Linked DNA regions of Mus musculus: all the other regions are linked to region 3. Evidence: chromatin loops called from intact Hi-C (ENCODE). Cell type or tissue: heart. All regions are shown on one strand.

The links. A loop is a pair of places that touch in the nucleus more often than their neighbours do. Peaks named below come from ENCODE experiments on the same cell type or tissue, not always from the same donor. Only the 100,000 strongest peaks of a DNase experiment are listed, where the experiment ranks them.
Region 1: a loop joins it to region 3, with 5 times the contacts of the local background. A loop is called at or near these places in 18 of 42 quality-filtered maps.
Region 2: a loop joins it to region 3, with 5 times the contacts of the local background. A loop is called at or near these places in 35 of 42 quality-filtered maps.

Annotation. Positions count from the first base shown.
Region 1 is chr5:119,710,144-119,715,143 of GRCm38, reverse strand. No RefSeq gene overlaps it. Among named protein-coding and RNA genes, the nearest start is that of Tbx3os2, 21 kb to the right of the region's middle. In heart, a CTCF peak has its summit at 3,326 (motif pointing right); a DNase peak (open chromatin) is centred at 2,113; H3K4me3 peaks cover 741 bases; H3K27ac peaks cover 462 bases; H3K27me3 peaks cover 815 bases.
Region 2 is chr5:119,688,230-119,693,229 of GRCm38, reverse strand. It overlaps Tbx3os2 (T-box 3, opposite strand 2), which reads left to right and starts at 2,012. Exons shown (of 3, transcript NR_040416.1): 1 at 2,012-2,222; 2 at 4,833-5,000. In heart, CTCF peaks have their summits at 562 (motif pointing right) and 1,900 (motif pointing right); a DNase peak (open chromatin) is centred at 2,019; H3K27me3 peaks cover 4,163 bases.
Region 3 is chr5:118,779,064-118,784,063 of GRCm38, reverse strand. No RefSeq gene overlaps it. Among named protein-coding and RNA genes, the nearest start is that of Gm42015, 62 kb to the left of the region's middle. In heart, no CTCF peak of the experiment used is centred here; a DNase peak (open chromatin) is centred at 2,313; H3K27me3 peaks cover 3,156 bases.

The DNA.
Region 1 (5,000 bases), 930 kb before region 3:
TAAGTCAGGTCAACCTTGCACGTCCTGGGTGCTTGCCCTGCCTGTTTTGTGCTTGGGAAAATGGGGTTCAGAGGGACATGCAGTTTAACCCAGAGAGACAACTGTGAGGGCAACGGGGCTCTGTAACATCTGCTCGCTGAGTTGAGAGCTTTTTTTTTTTTTAAATCACTGTAAAACTGAATTCCCATAGATAAACCAGGTGGAGAATCAAAGGCAGAAAGACACACAATTGAGGTGGGCCCCGATGTCACAGGTCCAAGGATAAAATCCACAGCCACAGCCCATGCCTGCCACACCAGCACTCTTCTGTTAAACAGCGATGTGGGGGGAAGGAGGAGGAGAAGAAGGCAGAAGCAAATGCAACCATTCGAAAAAAAATCCGTAATTATTAGCATGATGACATTGCTGTATCATTATTAATAGTCAATCTCTTCGCAATCCCATCTGATTTCCTTCCTCTTTTCTTTTATTTTTAAGATTTATTTATTTATTTATTTATTTATTATATGTAAGTACACTGTAGCTGTCTTCAGACACACCAGAAGAGGGCATCAGATCTCATTACGGATGGTTGTGAGCCACCATGTGGTTGCTGGGATTTGAACTCAGGATCTTCGAAAGAACAGTCGGTGCTCTTAACTGCTGAGCCATCTCTCCAGCCCCCTCATCTGATTTTCTATGCACATTAGTGTTTGTAACTTGAAAAGCCAACAAACAAAAAACAAACTCAAACAGTCTGGGAAGAGTCGTGGCCTCCCTGGTTTGTATCCAGTCGGCTCTGGAGCTGCCTTAACTCACTGGCATCTGCTGTTGACCTCATTCTGAGCTCTTGCTGAACTTCTCTGGGTCATGTCATGCTCACATCAGCCCAGCACCTCCAAACTAAGAGAGAGTAGTGTTTCCCTCCAGGACCTAAGGACACAGTCCTTTGGATGGGAGGATCTTCCTAGAGCCATTCACAGAAGCCAGCAACAGAAAGCTTTTGGTTGGAGCCTGCAAGATGGCTCAGCAGGTAAAGGGGCTTGCTGACAAGACTAGCAGCTGGAGTTCAAACCCCAGAGCCCACAGGGTAAAAGGGAGAGAACAGATTCCTGCAAGGTGTCCTTTAACTACCACAGAAGCATTGTGGTGTGTAGGCACCCACACACAATAAATAAACAAATGTAGTTAAGTGATTTTTGTTTATATAGTTTGTTATTTTGTTCTTAATTTGTAAAATTATTCATTTTATGTGTGTTTTGCCTGTATGAATATATGTATGTATGTATGCATGTATGTATGTATGTATACCACATGGTGCCTATGAAGGTTATAAGAGGATATCAGATCCTCTAGGACTGTAGTTACAGATGTTTGTGAACTACCATGAAAATGCTGGGAATCGAACTTGGGTCCCCAGCAAGAGCAACAAATGCTCTTAACGGTTGAGCTGCCATCTCTCCATCCCCTAAAAATATTTTAAAGTGGGCGTGGTGTTGGATATAATTGATCCCGTCGCTAAGGAAAGACAGAGGCAGGTAGATCTCTGTGGTTGAGGCCAGCCTGGCCTACATCGTAAACCCATGCATCGGATAAATAAATAATGTCAACTTAGGAAGAAAGCTTTTAATTGGCCCAGTCACAGTCATTTGGGGAGCCCCTGGGTTTTACTCCAGATGTAGCGTGCACGATTTGTACCAGTGGGCTTGCAAGTGAAATATCAGTACAGCTAAAACGGCCTGCCTCAGCAAGAATGGGGTAATCCAAGCTTGTAATTCCAACATTTTAGAGGCTGACGCAGGAGATTGTCGAGAGTTTAAGGTCAGGCAGGGCCACACCTATTTCCAGATCGACCTGGGCTCCAAAGTGAAACCCTGTCTCCAACAAATAACGACAATGAAACAAAGAACTAAATAAACAAACGGAGAAAATAACCTTTACTATAGTGAGCCACATGACCTGGAGCTGACCTTGTGACGGCTGATGTGTGCTCTCAGTGGAGCCTTCTGGAAGCAAGACACAACTGTTCAAATTCACTCTTTTTTCTTCTTCATACTCAGAACGTGCAGGCTGACGTGGCCGCTCATGGCCACGAGGGGGCAGCAGAGCCCCAGCGTCGTCTGCCGACCCAAGGTCGGTCGGTGGTGGCTGCCTGTCCTCCACCGCAGGAAATTGCAGGCGCCTCCTGGTTTAAGCAAAGCTAATTGTTCAAGAGTCCCAGACTTTTCTGGGATCAGATAAAGCTGGCTGTGTGACTTTGAACAACTCATTAACCTTTCTAAGCCTTAAGAAACGATAGATAATGGCCAGTGACTACGCCAAAGGCATTGTCGTTAAAAAAAAAAAAAAAAAAGTAAAGGACACTGTGTAAAGCGCTGTCCGGCAAAGACAGGATCAAGAGGAAGCGGGGTTCAGGAAGGAGGGCTCGATGTTTGTCACAACAAGTTCATAAAGAAAAAAAAAAAAGCGCGGAGACTTGAGCAAAGTCCTGCATGTCTGCATGTTTATGGGGGAAATGAAGACCCAACAATGGCAGGGCATTAACCGAAGGGAACTGTTTACTCTAAAGGGTTTGCACTCCACGGAAGGCAAAACAAGAAGGCTGGGGAACCCTGATGCAGAATGTGAAGTCACTTGCTGCTGGTGTAAAGAGAATGCAGTAATGTGTGTGTATGTGTGGTGTGTGTGTACACACACGCACACCTGTGCATTTATGTGTGTAGATGTGTGCACGTGTCTGTACGTGTGCACTTCAGATTCGGTCATCTCTTGCCACCTTGTTTCAGACAGGTCCTTTTTGTTGGTGGCCACTGTGCTGCAGCCTAGCTGGCCTGTCAGCTCCCCAGAATTCTTCTGTCTCTGCCTCCCACCTCACCCTGGGGACTGAGATTGCTGATACCCCAGGTGCTGTGTGGGTTCTGGGGAATTCAAAGTCAGCTGCTCACACTTTACCCCAGGGCTCTGTTCTTTTGTTTTAGGGCAGAGTCTGCTAAGTATCCAGGCTGCCCTTGAACTTCCTTTCCCTGGCCTCCCGCACTTGCTAGGATTACAGATGAGCACCGCTGTGCCTGGCTATGGTGGCTACTTTACAACACCATGGGAGAGTGGATTGAGACCAGTGAGGTTGGTAGATCTTTAATCCTAGGACTTGGGAGACAGAAAAAAATTCAGGTGAGAAGCACAAACACTCTCAAGTGACCAGAGCCACCTGAGCAGTAAGAGCACTGCTGGCTCCAAACACTGGATCTCAAATTATACTACGTAGTTAGAGCAGCACAAGATTTGACTTTCTCAATGTTCAACTATGCATCGTGTTCATGCAGTGCCCATGGGGGCCAGAAGAGGGTGCAACGTCACCTGAAACCTGAGTTACAGATGGTTGTCCCCTGTCGTGTGGGTGCTGTGAATCCAGGTCCTCTGGGAGAGCAGCCAGCACTCTTAACCACTGAGTCATCTCTCTAGACCCTTGGTTTTGGGGTTTTGTTTTGTTTTGTTTATGACAGGGTCTCCTTATGTAGTCCTGGCGGGCTTGGACACCTGTCTCTGCCTAGACAGTGCAGGGATTAAAATGTGTGACATCGCCGTGCCCTCTTCTGGCCTCCTCCAGCACCAGGTAGCCACGTGCTACCCAGGCAGAAGATCTATACACATACACATACACATAAAGTCAAATAATAATTTTAAGATATTTTAGGGGAAAAATGGTAAAGCAATCGGGGTGTGGAGACTGAGGCAGGAGGATTGTAAGACTGAGCACTGCCTGGATATATTGGAGTTGTGGAGGGGTAGTAAAAAAGTAAGACGACCTGAGATCAAATCCCAGCACCAGTGTAAAAAGCACTGGGGACAGAGACAAGCAGATATGTCCCAGGAGGTCAATGTCCAATTAATTAATTAATCAATTAATTTTGTCTATGTGTGCATGAGTATGTGTACCACTGGACCCGAGTGAAGATCAGAGGTCAAGTTATGAGAGTCTTGCCTTCCACCATGTGGGTCCTAAGGATTGAATTCAGGTCCTCTGGCTTGGTGGCAAGCACCTTTATCCACTGAGCCACCCCCTGGCTTGTCCAGGGATTTTGTTTCATGTTCCTCTCCACCTCATCCCCTTTGGTAGCTCTTGTTTGAGCTTTTGTTTTGTTTTCTGCTAGGGACTGAAGAAGGGACTCCAGACCTCAGGCATGCTAGGAAAGCACTCTACCACTGGGCTGCGCTCTCGGCCTCTCTTACCCGCTAGGTCTAGGTCTTTCTGCGGAGGCACCACATCTGAGCACTGCATTTTACAGAGGAGAATTGGCGGCTCAGAGGATGACCTTGTTTGCCCCAGGTTCCATGGTCGATGGACATCCGAGAAAATAAAAGGTTGCTTCTCCCCTATTCCAGAGATGACTCCAGTTCACTGTAAGCAGAAAAAAGAAAGAAAGAAAGAAAAAAGAAAGAGAGAAAGAAAGAGAGAAAGAAAGAGAGAAAGAAAGAAAGAAAGAAAGGAAGGAAGGAAGGAAGGAAGGAAGGAAGGAAGGAAGGAAGGAAGGAAGGAAGGAAGAACTCAACCTAGTCTAACCGATAGCGGACTGTACTCTCTGTCACGGTGAAGATGTTTTTAAAGCAAACAAACAAACAAAATAAAAGAGCAAACAAACAACACACACACACACACACACACACACACCCCAAACCAAAAATAAAAAATAAAATAAAAACTTCATTCAATGTTTATTTAGTTATCCAGTGTTGAGCCAACCTAGGGCCTTGCGCCTGCGCACAGGTTTTCTACTGCTGAGTCACACCTACAAGCGGACATGGGATGGGATTCAGGTGATTGTGATCACGAGACTCTAAATTCAATTCCCAGCCTCGTCCTAGTCAGGGAGCGGGCTCTCTCTGCATCTGGACCAACCACTGTAAAAGACTAAGAAGCAGAAACAGGGAGGCGTCTCCGGGAGGTATGAATTGGGGTGGAGGCGTGGGTGGGGCCTGCGGTCCACGTTTAACCTGGTTTTCTGCCAGACTTAAGACTGAAG
Region 2 (5,000 bases), 910 kb before region 3:
TAAATAAATCTTAAAAAAAAAAACTGTAAGCAGGGCTGGGGACTTGGCTCAGTTAGCAAGGTGCTTGCCCTAGCACACATGCACAAGCTCTGGGTCTCATCCCTAGCACCACGTAAACTGGGTATGGTAGCAAATGCCCATGATCTAGCACTTGAGACATGGAAGCAGAAGGATAGAGTTCAAAATCATCACCAAATCGGAGGTCAGCCTAGACTATGGGAGACCTTGCCTTCGAACCAACTAACCAATCAACCAAATGTAACCTTCCTTATCAGTGTGAAAGCAAGTGGTGGGTACTGTCAGCCTGTAGGTCATGTCCTGTCCACCCTGTCAGTGTCTCCTTGTGCCCACAGGGAGAACAACAAGGCGTGCTAGAGAGACAAATGGTTTGAAGCAAAAGGAGAAACCGGGATGCAGAGGGTAATCTTTTATATTGAACACTCCTACAGGAAACCTTTTTTTTTTTTTTTTTTTTTTTTTTTCCGGCTGGCCCATCATGAACCAGGACTGGACAGGAGTCCCAGCCCAGTCCTGAAGTTCAGCAAAGGCATTCTGGATGAAGTGCCAATGATGACCTCAAGAGGGCGTGCCTGAGGGACTCGGACTCAAGCAGTGGCTCCTAACCAGGGCTGATGCTGTCAACGTGGTTCAGGGCAGCATCCAAAGACATCTTAGGTTGTCTCCCAAAGCGTCTGTCTAGTGGGCAGATACCAGAGCTAAATGGCACTACCCCTTCCTGAATTCATAGACAGGACATCCCTGAGCTCATAGAACCAGCCAGTTGTCACCAGTGCCCAAGTTTGAAACCTAGGCTGAGGGAGCACTGGGAGAAGGAAGGTGACAATTTGGCCTTGAAATAGCTTGCTTCTGAAGAGTCGGGTGGCGTGCAGTTGAGAAAGGAGAGGCCAGGTCACTCCTGTCCGAGGAGGCCACTGAAGATGATGCTGTTCTATGATCATAGGACTTTTTGAAACGTGCTTCCGAGCAGGACTTTGGGATCATTCCCACTATTGGATAACTGGTAAGTTTGAGGTGAAGCAGACAGTGAATTTGATGAGCTCCAGATACGAGGATTGTGAAAGAGGGAGTCAAGGATAATCATTTAGAGACATCCACAGGAACCCAGTGGTCCAAGGACAGCTTAGAGACAATGAGCAGAAAGGTACAACCTGGGCATCATTCATCCTACAAGACCGTCATCTTCATCCTCACACAAGCTCCAAAAATTCTCTGCCATCAAGTTACATGCTGGTCCTTGGAGTATTTTAATTATCTAATAAATCGATAAAAATAATTAAATGACAAAATTAATAACTAAATCAATTAATCATAATAAAAATAATTAATAGAATAATTTAATTAACAAGTATGTATACAATGTATGTGAGTGTAAGCATGTGGATATAGCTCAGAGGACAGATTCTGGGAGTTTGAGTCTCCTTGCAGCTTATGAAGTACCCCAGGCTGGCCAGACTGTGACTTTCAGTTCTGACCTCCACTCCCACGCCCCATCTCCCCGTAGGAGTGCTGTGAGCTCAGATACATTCCTCCACATCCGACTTTTAAAAACGTGTCTTCTGAGGTTCACACTCAGCTGCCAAGCTTGCTCTGCCGGCACTATACACTCACCTCATGGCATAAGAGATGTTACACAACTTGATCAAGGTACCAAAGCAATATTGTAGCAAGGTACAAAAACAGGTCCTGTTGTTTTTATTCTACATCGTATCTTTGTGCCTCAGTACCATGTTTCCCTCCTTCCCTTACTTTATTTTTGTGCAACTTGGCATAGAATCTAGGGGCAAGCTCTACCATCCACCCCCAGCCCTCTTTCTTATTTTTAAGAGACTTGTTCTCTGCATTCGAAAAATCTCCGTGAACTTCTCCGGTGCAACCAGCAGATGGCAGCAAAGGAGCGGCTTAGCGAAGCCATGGGCGCCTGACTCACGCTGGCCGCAACTGCTCATAGCTTTTTCCCAAGGGAAGAACCCAGAAGCAGCTCAGGTAGAGTGCAGTTGTCGGTTGCCCGGTCCTGTTTTAACCTGAAGAAATCGAGAAGCGCCAGGAGGGTGCCGCTCCCATTCCAGTCATCTCCAAAGTGGTCCTGTTTAAAGACAGAGCAAAGGACCTGTATCCTCATCATCTGGAGAGGCAGACACCTACCTACACTTTATGACCTGCCTTCAAGAAAATCCTGGGGGCAGGCTCGGAGTGGAAGAGAGGTTGGTGTGGCATTTGTCTTGAGAAATGGGTGGTGTCTGGTGGGCAGGCTGGAGTCTCTTGAGTCAAGCAGGCAGCTTCCGATTTCATGGATGGTATTTTTGAAACAAATCTTGGGGCTGAGCAGGATACAGCCGGGCTGAGCTTACTCGTGGGGTAGCGAAGAGGCCTTCCTCCCCAGTAATCAGAAGGAAATAAAGAAAAACGGACCATAGATGTCCCCTTTGTTTCCTGAGCGTTTCTTTAGATGGTCATGGATTTTTTTTTTTTATGATAAGTCAAAAATTACACAGTAGTGGAGAAAGGTAGAAAACACACCCAGGCTAGCCTCTACCTTCTTCCTAATTCGAGGTCCTCTGTGCAGGCTTGGCTTGGGGGGGGGGGAGCCAATTACATATCACTGAAAGTGTTCCTGCGTTTTTGTTTTTTCTCATCTTTGCTCTGACTTCTATACAGGTGTTCCCCCAGGCCCCAGAGTAGCCTTCCTCCAACATCCACACAGGTATTTCCCAAAAGCCAACCCCACCCCACCCCACCCCTCATGTATGTCTTAGTGGAGAAAGTTTGGGATCCCAGAACTTGGAAGAGTCTGACGCAAGAGCACTGAGATTTGGTGGGGAGAGGGGTCCACGTGGGATGCAGGAGAAAAGGCTGTCATCAAACAAGATACCATCAAACAGAAAACTAGAATGTCCTGAGAGGGTTGGAGGGGGCATGGAGCAGAGGAAACCTGGCTAACCTTGACAGTATGGTGAACATTGAAGCCACATCCCCCCCACTCCACCCAGTCCCAAGCCGGGACCCCAGAAATCTCCCCACAAAAGGGCCTCCCCTACAGTTTCCTATACCTTCCACCCTGGCCTCTAGTGAGAAGTAATTTTGTTTTATGAAAAGTAGTTGCTTTTTATTGCCTGGGATAGCCTAGAGAGGGTGACCCTCCCAACAGGAAATTAACAGAGAACTCATTGAGGGTGATAATGACTGCTCATAATCATTCGGCTGATAAGTTAATATAACTGATTAATCAACTAATTATACAGTGCCCGAACACACCTACTTCCTTCAGCCTTCCCATTTAAAATAAGCAGGCTAAGACCAGGCGCTACGAGTGGGAAGTGGGAAGTGGGGAGTGGGGTGTGTGTGTGCTAAAGTTAAATTTAACCTAGGCAAGCCCCAGGCTGAAGGCACCATCTTAAATCTTAAGTCCAAATGTTCCTAAACCCCATTGGTTATTGTCCCCTGAGCAGTGTGTGAGTAGGTCATTGGTTAGGATCACACATCTCCGAGAATCTGAACTTCTACTGCCCTTTCAGAAGGCTGTGCACATGTAAACTACATTTTCTGTGTAATTTTCACGGGCTCCTCAAAAAATAGCCCTATAGAATAGCCAGTGAGCTCAGAGTAGCTGACCTTGGGGAGAGCAGGCTGGGCTGGGCCGATAGAGGGGTTGCTTTTCCTGTGTGGTGGCTCCTGAGTTGTTTGGTTATGGCACTGTCTTTCCAAACCTGCTCTTCCCAAGGCTCTCTGCCAGATTGGGAGAACTGGGAGATAGCTAGAGCTACTGCCAGGGTGAAGAATGCCTCTTCTAGGCACAGAGAGATTTAAAAAAAAAAAATCCTACAAGATGCTGGTTCTGGGGACTGAGATAAATGAATGACAGCCCCACAAAGGTGACCGGAAGGAAGGAAGGTCTACCCGAGGGTCAGTTTGGTGTCCATAGTGTCCTTGACACTTGGAGACTTTGGTGAGGCCAAGAAAAATGCTGGTGTGAAAGAATACAAGTCCAGGGTTGGCTCTGGGGTCCTGGGGAGGACAAACCACCGCTCTGGGGACCAGACAACTCAGCAATCCGAAACCAGAGCCCAGGTCATTAGCAGGAAACCAAAGTGCCGGGGTATCGAATTTCTAAAAGTGCCAATACTGGGCTGCCTGGGATCCTAGCACTGGTGCAGCTGGTGGTAGGGGCATGTGAAAAACCAGATGGCACCATCAGTCGGTACCCTGTTCTAAAGAATTCTTTCCGGTCCCCCTGGTTTTGTCTCCTATTCCTGAGGCTTAGACCAAAGCTGGGAGACAAGTCTTCAGTTTGGGTCCTCTGCACCTTATGGGGGTGGGGGTGGGGGAATGTGTGTGGCCTACAATCGCCCAGGGGCTGGTCCTCTGTCTAAGATCTCTGGCTTCTCAGCAGAACCCTGGTTTTTACTCCCTTTCTGTCTCTTGCAATTAAAGTCACATCGATGCGATGCAAATAGAGGACCTGAAAGGAAAAACAAAAACAAAAACAAAAAAAAAACCCAAAACCTGCATTTGCAGAGGTTTCTAGAAAAGGAACAGAACAAACTAGCAAAGTATAAACACGATCTTCCCAGAATCCCCACCTGCAGAGCCTGTGTCTGTGTCTGTCCAGCTCTAGGCCTTTGCTCCTGGCTAAAGAGAACAACTGTAGACTCTGGGGATCCCAAGGGGCATCTGAGCCTGGGAGCCTAGGACACTCAGCTTCGTCCCTGATCTGCCAGAAAGAGGAAGCCAGGATATAAACCTTGGGCCTGCTTGACTAACCACTCTAGTATTTGGTTGAGGACGAATTAATCCCTTCTACCTGGCATCCACAGGGCCTCAACCTCCAAGTCTTCACCTGGAGAGAAAGAAGTCCTGATTCCAAATCAAAGCCCTACTTTGACAATTGCACCATGGGATTCACACCAAAATTACAATCCTGACCTCTGAAGAATGGAAGCAGCCGATCCCCAAGCCGACCCACAATTTCTCTGTATCCGGGA
Region 3 (5,000 bases):
CTTCATTCCAGTTGTTGGGAGACCTGCATGAAGACCAAGTTTCACATCTACATATGGAGGGGGGCAGGGGGTAGGGGAAGGGGGGCAGGAGGGGTCTAGGTCCAGCCCATGCTTGCTCTTCCGTTCAGTCTCTGGGGGCCCCCAAGGGTCCAAGTTAGGTGACTCTGTTGGTCTTCCTGTGGGGCTCCTAATCACTTTGGAGCCCTCAATCCTCCCCCAACTCTTCCACGAGACTCTATCTAACATTTGCCTGTGGGTCTCTGCCTCTGCTGGGGGACCCGTAAACTAGATCCTATCTGCCATCCTGACAGTGTCATTAATAATGCCAGGGATTGGTTCTTGCCCATGGGATGGGTCTCCATTTGGGCCAGTCAGTAGTTGCAGCCTTTTAATTTCCTATTTCCAATCTACAGTTCTTGTGCCCACAGACCCAGAAGCCATAAATGCCGAGGGCCGGTGTTGCAGCCCCTAACGGCAGTGGTTAGTGGTCACCCCAGCTCTAGCCACAGAGTTAAAAGCAAGCAAATGGGCATTCATTCCCATGGAAGCTGGTGTGGGTCACAGCCAGGGCTGGGAGGTTAGTGGGCAGGTGATACAGGGTCAGCCACTCTCATGGGTGGTGGATACCACGTGACATGGCAATGGGCATCCAAAGATGTCAGGCTACCCCCTGAGAGATCTTTCAGGATCAGCTGTCCCCTGAGAGATCTCATGTGCCCCCACACCCATGCATGAGGGGTGCAACTGCCCAGCACTGAAGCCAGAGGAGCTTGCGGGAGGCGGCAAGCTTATGGCTTTCACTGTTCAGCTCAATGGGCCTTTGTTTCCCCATCTGTATAAGTGAAGCTAGGCCAAGTCTGATCCCTAAGTCGTTGGGTCGCAGGTGCCGTTTTCCTTCTGTAGAACGGGGGCTCCCTGGGGCAGCACCTTTCAGACACCAATGGCATCACAGGACCTCAGCCATCTTCTTTAGTAGGCTTCTGTAGTCGGTACCATCTGTAACTCCAGTTCCAGCAGATCTGATGCCCTTCTGTGATGTCCTAGGGCACCAGGCACACACATGACACCCAGAAATACTGTATGTAATACAGGGAGAGAACCTAGATGTGTAAAATAAGATAAATATGAATTTTGAATAAATAATAAAACACATTTGCATGAAGTCTGAATTAGAAGTGAATAACGGAGCCAATCTTGTCATTGTGCAAAGGTTACAGGCATGTCCAAATACTAGGAATGCAGTGTTGCAGGGCAGAGCAACAGTGCAGGATCCTGTCCCACATGAAGCCCACTGCTGACCCCATGTGTGTTCTTGAAGGCGAGTCCCATTTACACACACACACACACACACACACACACACACACACACACACACGGTACTGAAAAGAATCCAGGGCGTGTCCAGCATACATTAGTTGGTGAGTACCCAGAAGGTGGAAGACCACAGAACGTGAGCCCAAACAGAAGTCCGCTGGGTGCTCAGAGACACACAACATCTCCCTGTGCAAGCACAGCACACTGGGAGAAAGGATGGGAAAGACACAAGAGTCTGGACCTGGACAGAGGCGGTTTGCTGAGGGTGGGAGGGTCTGCCTTCCAGGAAACAAGACTAGTTACAGACCCTCCGCAGTCTCAGTTTACAAAGTCCTCAGAGGACAGTGACAGGCTGTCTGAGGCTGACAAAGCACTGGCCACAGGCAGCCTGGGTGCTGGTAAGGACACACCATCGGGGCTTGTGTCCTGCAAGCAGATACAGCTGTGGGCTGTCAATCAAAAATAGTCATACAATCAGAATGGTGTCATCCTAGTACTTGGGATAGAGGATCAACAGAGATTTCAGGGCAGCCTGAGCTACATGGTAAGTTCCAGGCTAGCCAGGTCTAAACAGTGAGACCCTGTCTCAAAAATAATTGAACAAACAGTAATACAAACCCAGACTGTGTTCGAGCCTTGGCTTGGCCACAAACAGACAGTGTGACCCTGGGTAAGTTGCACGTTCCCCTTCATGGCATCAGCTCACCCAGCCTGCCCCTTGCTTGCTGAGTGCTGTGTGGCCTCGAGCAAATAGCCTTGCCTCTCGGATCCTCTCAAGTCATTTCTGTAGTGGGTACTTGGGAACGTTATCTCGGGGTCCTTACGACCCCAGTAGAGCAAAAAGGGCCTTGCACACCACACTAGCACACTGTTAGCTCTGCAGGTCTCACCTGGGTTGCCTCAGTCTGCCCCCCTCATCACCATCCCAGGCTCCAGCTGCCCAGGTGACATGGCGCCAAAGCTCGGCTGCTGCCCGGTCTGTGGCGACACCTGCTGGCCACATGTGGAAGGACACGAGCTCCGCTCCGCTAGATGGATGGATGCACCTGATGCGGGTGCGGGACTCAAGGACTTGAGGTTGCATCGCTCCTAAGAACTCGGGGCTACCGTCCTGGAATGTAGAGCTAAGACCCTGGGGTCGGAAGGAAGCAGGATCTCCACAAGGAACTAGGCTAAGAAACTGGAGGACAGGAGACTGAGAAAGATGCCCTCCACAGCGGCTGCTACCACGGAAACCGACGAAGGGGGAGTGGGATCCGCACCCCTACCTCACCCCACAGTGAGGCATTGAAACATCTAGAAATTACAGAGTCTATTTAGTTCGTGGTGCCTGCCATTAGTGTCCACGGATCTATTATTCAGTAAGAGCCATGCTTTGACCCTGTAACCCTGTGACCCTGCGACAGCATTGGGGATGCTCTGCTCCTCTGATGTTACCCTACAGCCTAATTGGATCTGAGAAGGTCCTTCTCCCTGGAATTCTGACGCACAGCGCCCCTTCCAACTGCCCAAGACCTACACAGAGGGACGAGTCCCCTAATGGAGGAAATTTGGGACCAGCAGAGGAAATGACCAAACACTGAATAGCAGACCAATGGGTGTTTCAGCTCCGACTCAGGGAGGTCAGGTTAGGGAGGGAGGGACAGGTCACTGATAAGAGATGAGGATAGTGAAAGACACAGGAGAGGAGAGGGAAGGGGAAGTGGGGAGGAGAGGGAGAAGCAGGGGACAGTGAAGGGTATGGAAGGAGGAGAAGACAGTCTCTTGTAGCCCAGGCTAGCCCTGGACTCTGAACTTGCTTATATAGTAGAGAATGACCTTGAATGCCTGACCCCTCCTGAGTCACACAGGGCTTCACCAGTGAGTGTGTGACAGTGTCGCTAGGTTAGCTGAGTGTGTGGCCTTAATGGGAGCTTCTGGGTGGACTATGGCAGACCCACCTCGTGTGAGCCTGGGAAGAAGGACCCTATGAGAAAGGGCCAAATGCTGTGCCCATCACTAACATGAGAGTTAGAGGGAGGGGAAGAGGGGAGCAGAGATCTGAGCTGGCGGCAGGCAGCTTGATTTTCCTACAGCAGGCACAGCGGCACCATGACAGCGGCTATTTGGAAGATGCTTATGCGGCCACAAGCCTAAACTTAATGCCAGCGCCGAGGAGGCAGAGGCAGGCAGATCTCTGAGTTCAAGGCCAGCCCGGTACACAGGGTGAGTTCCAGGTCAGCCAGGGCTATAGAGAGAAACCCTGTCTCAGGCTGTGATCCAGAGGTGGAGGCAGGGAGTTCAATACCAGTCTCTGTGTTCTCTGACTTATTTATCATTCAGATAAAGATAAATGTGCCCTGCAGATCCTCATTGGCTGAAGTAGCTCATGAAGGACAGGCCTTGACGGTTCTATCCACCTCAGCTTCTGGTCGAAGCTCTTCACGCCTCAGGCACAGTCACGGGAGGAGCCACGTTTATCCTAAAGTCGCAAGCTCCCACCACCAAAGGTGAGCCAACTCTAACTACCTTCCCCACCATGAAACACTGAATCCTCAGAAACCAGGAACCAAAATACTTTCTGTGCTACCCCAGGCCAGTTAAGTCAATCGACAGCTTGGTTTTTTTTTTTTTTTTTTTTGTTTTTTTTTTTGTTTTTTAAAATGGGCCAAAGACATTAATAGAAACATCACCCATGAAAACATACAGACCAAAGAGGTTTATAAAGTTCAAGGTAACCCTTACACACGGGGAGCTGGAGATTAACCTGGAATACATTAGATCATCCAAGCAAATAAACTCCATATGTAAATTTATATTTAGGGTGGACATATGCTTTGGCACTCACGTGGGGGTCAGAGGGCAACTTTTGGAACTCAGTTCTTTCCTTCCTCCATGTGGGTTCCAGGGAATCAAACTCACGATCATCTGGCTTGGGTGCAATCGCCCTTTCCCTGAGCCGTTTTGCCAGCCCTTAAGTATAGAAAAACTCATACTCCTGTCCATTGTATAAAGCCTTCACGTGGATGCTTAGAATGGGTCTACTCATAACTGCCAAACACTTAAAACAGCCAAGGTGTTCTTTAGTAAGTAAAGCTACGAATAAACTGGAGAGATCTAGCAGGGACTGACGTCACTCAGGACTTTAAAGAAATGAGCTAAACTGGGTGTGGTGGCGCACACCTTTAATCCCAGCACTCGGGAGGCGGAGGCAGGCGGATTTCTGAGTTCCAGGCCAGGCCAGGCCAGGCCAGCCTGGGTACACAGAGAAACCCTGTCTCACAAAAACAAAAACAAACAAACAAAAAAGAAATGAGTTGCGGGGGGGGGGGGGTATGGAAAGACACTGGAGGGAAGGTAAGTATACACAAGCACGTGAGGTCGCTGAGGAAGGCTGCGCGCCATACAGTCCCTACTCTTGAATGTTCTAGAACAGGGAGATACATGAAAAAGAAAGTTCCCTGCATGGTGGCCTTGATTGTCAACGGGATCTAGCCTCACACAGAGACAAGCCGCTGGGCACACCTATGAGTGAGTTTTCAGCTTAGATAAACTGACAAGGGAAGATCCACCCTACGTGTGGATCTGCATCGTCCCTGAGGGTAGGACCCTGAACTGGAGAAAAGGGGGAAGCAAACTGAGCACAGGCGTCCCTCTGTTTCCTGACTGCAGGTGCCTGCCTCACACTCCTGTTACCGTGGCTTCTC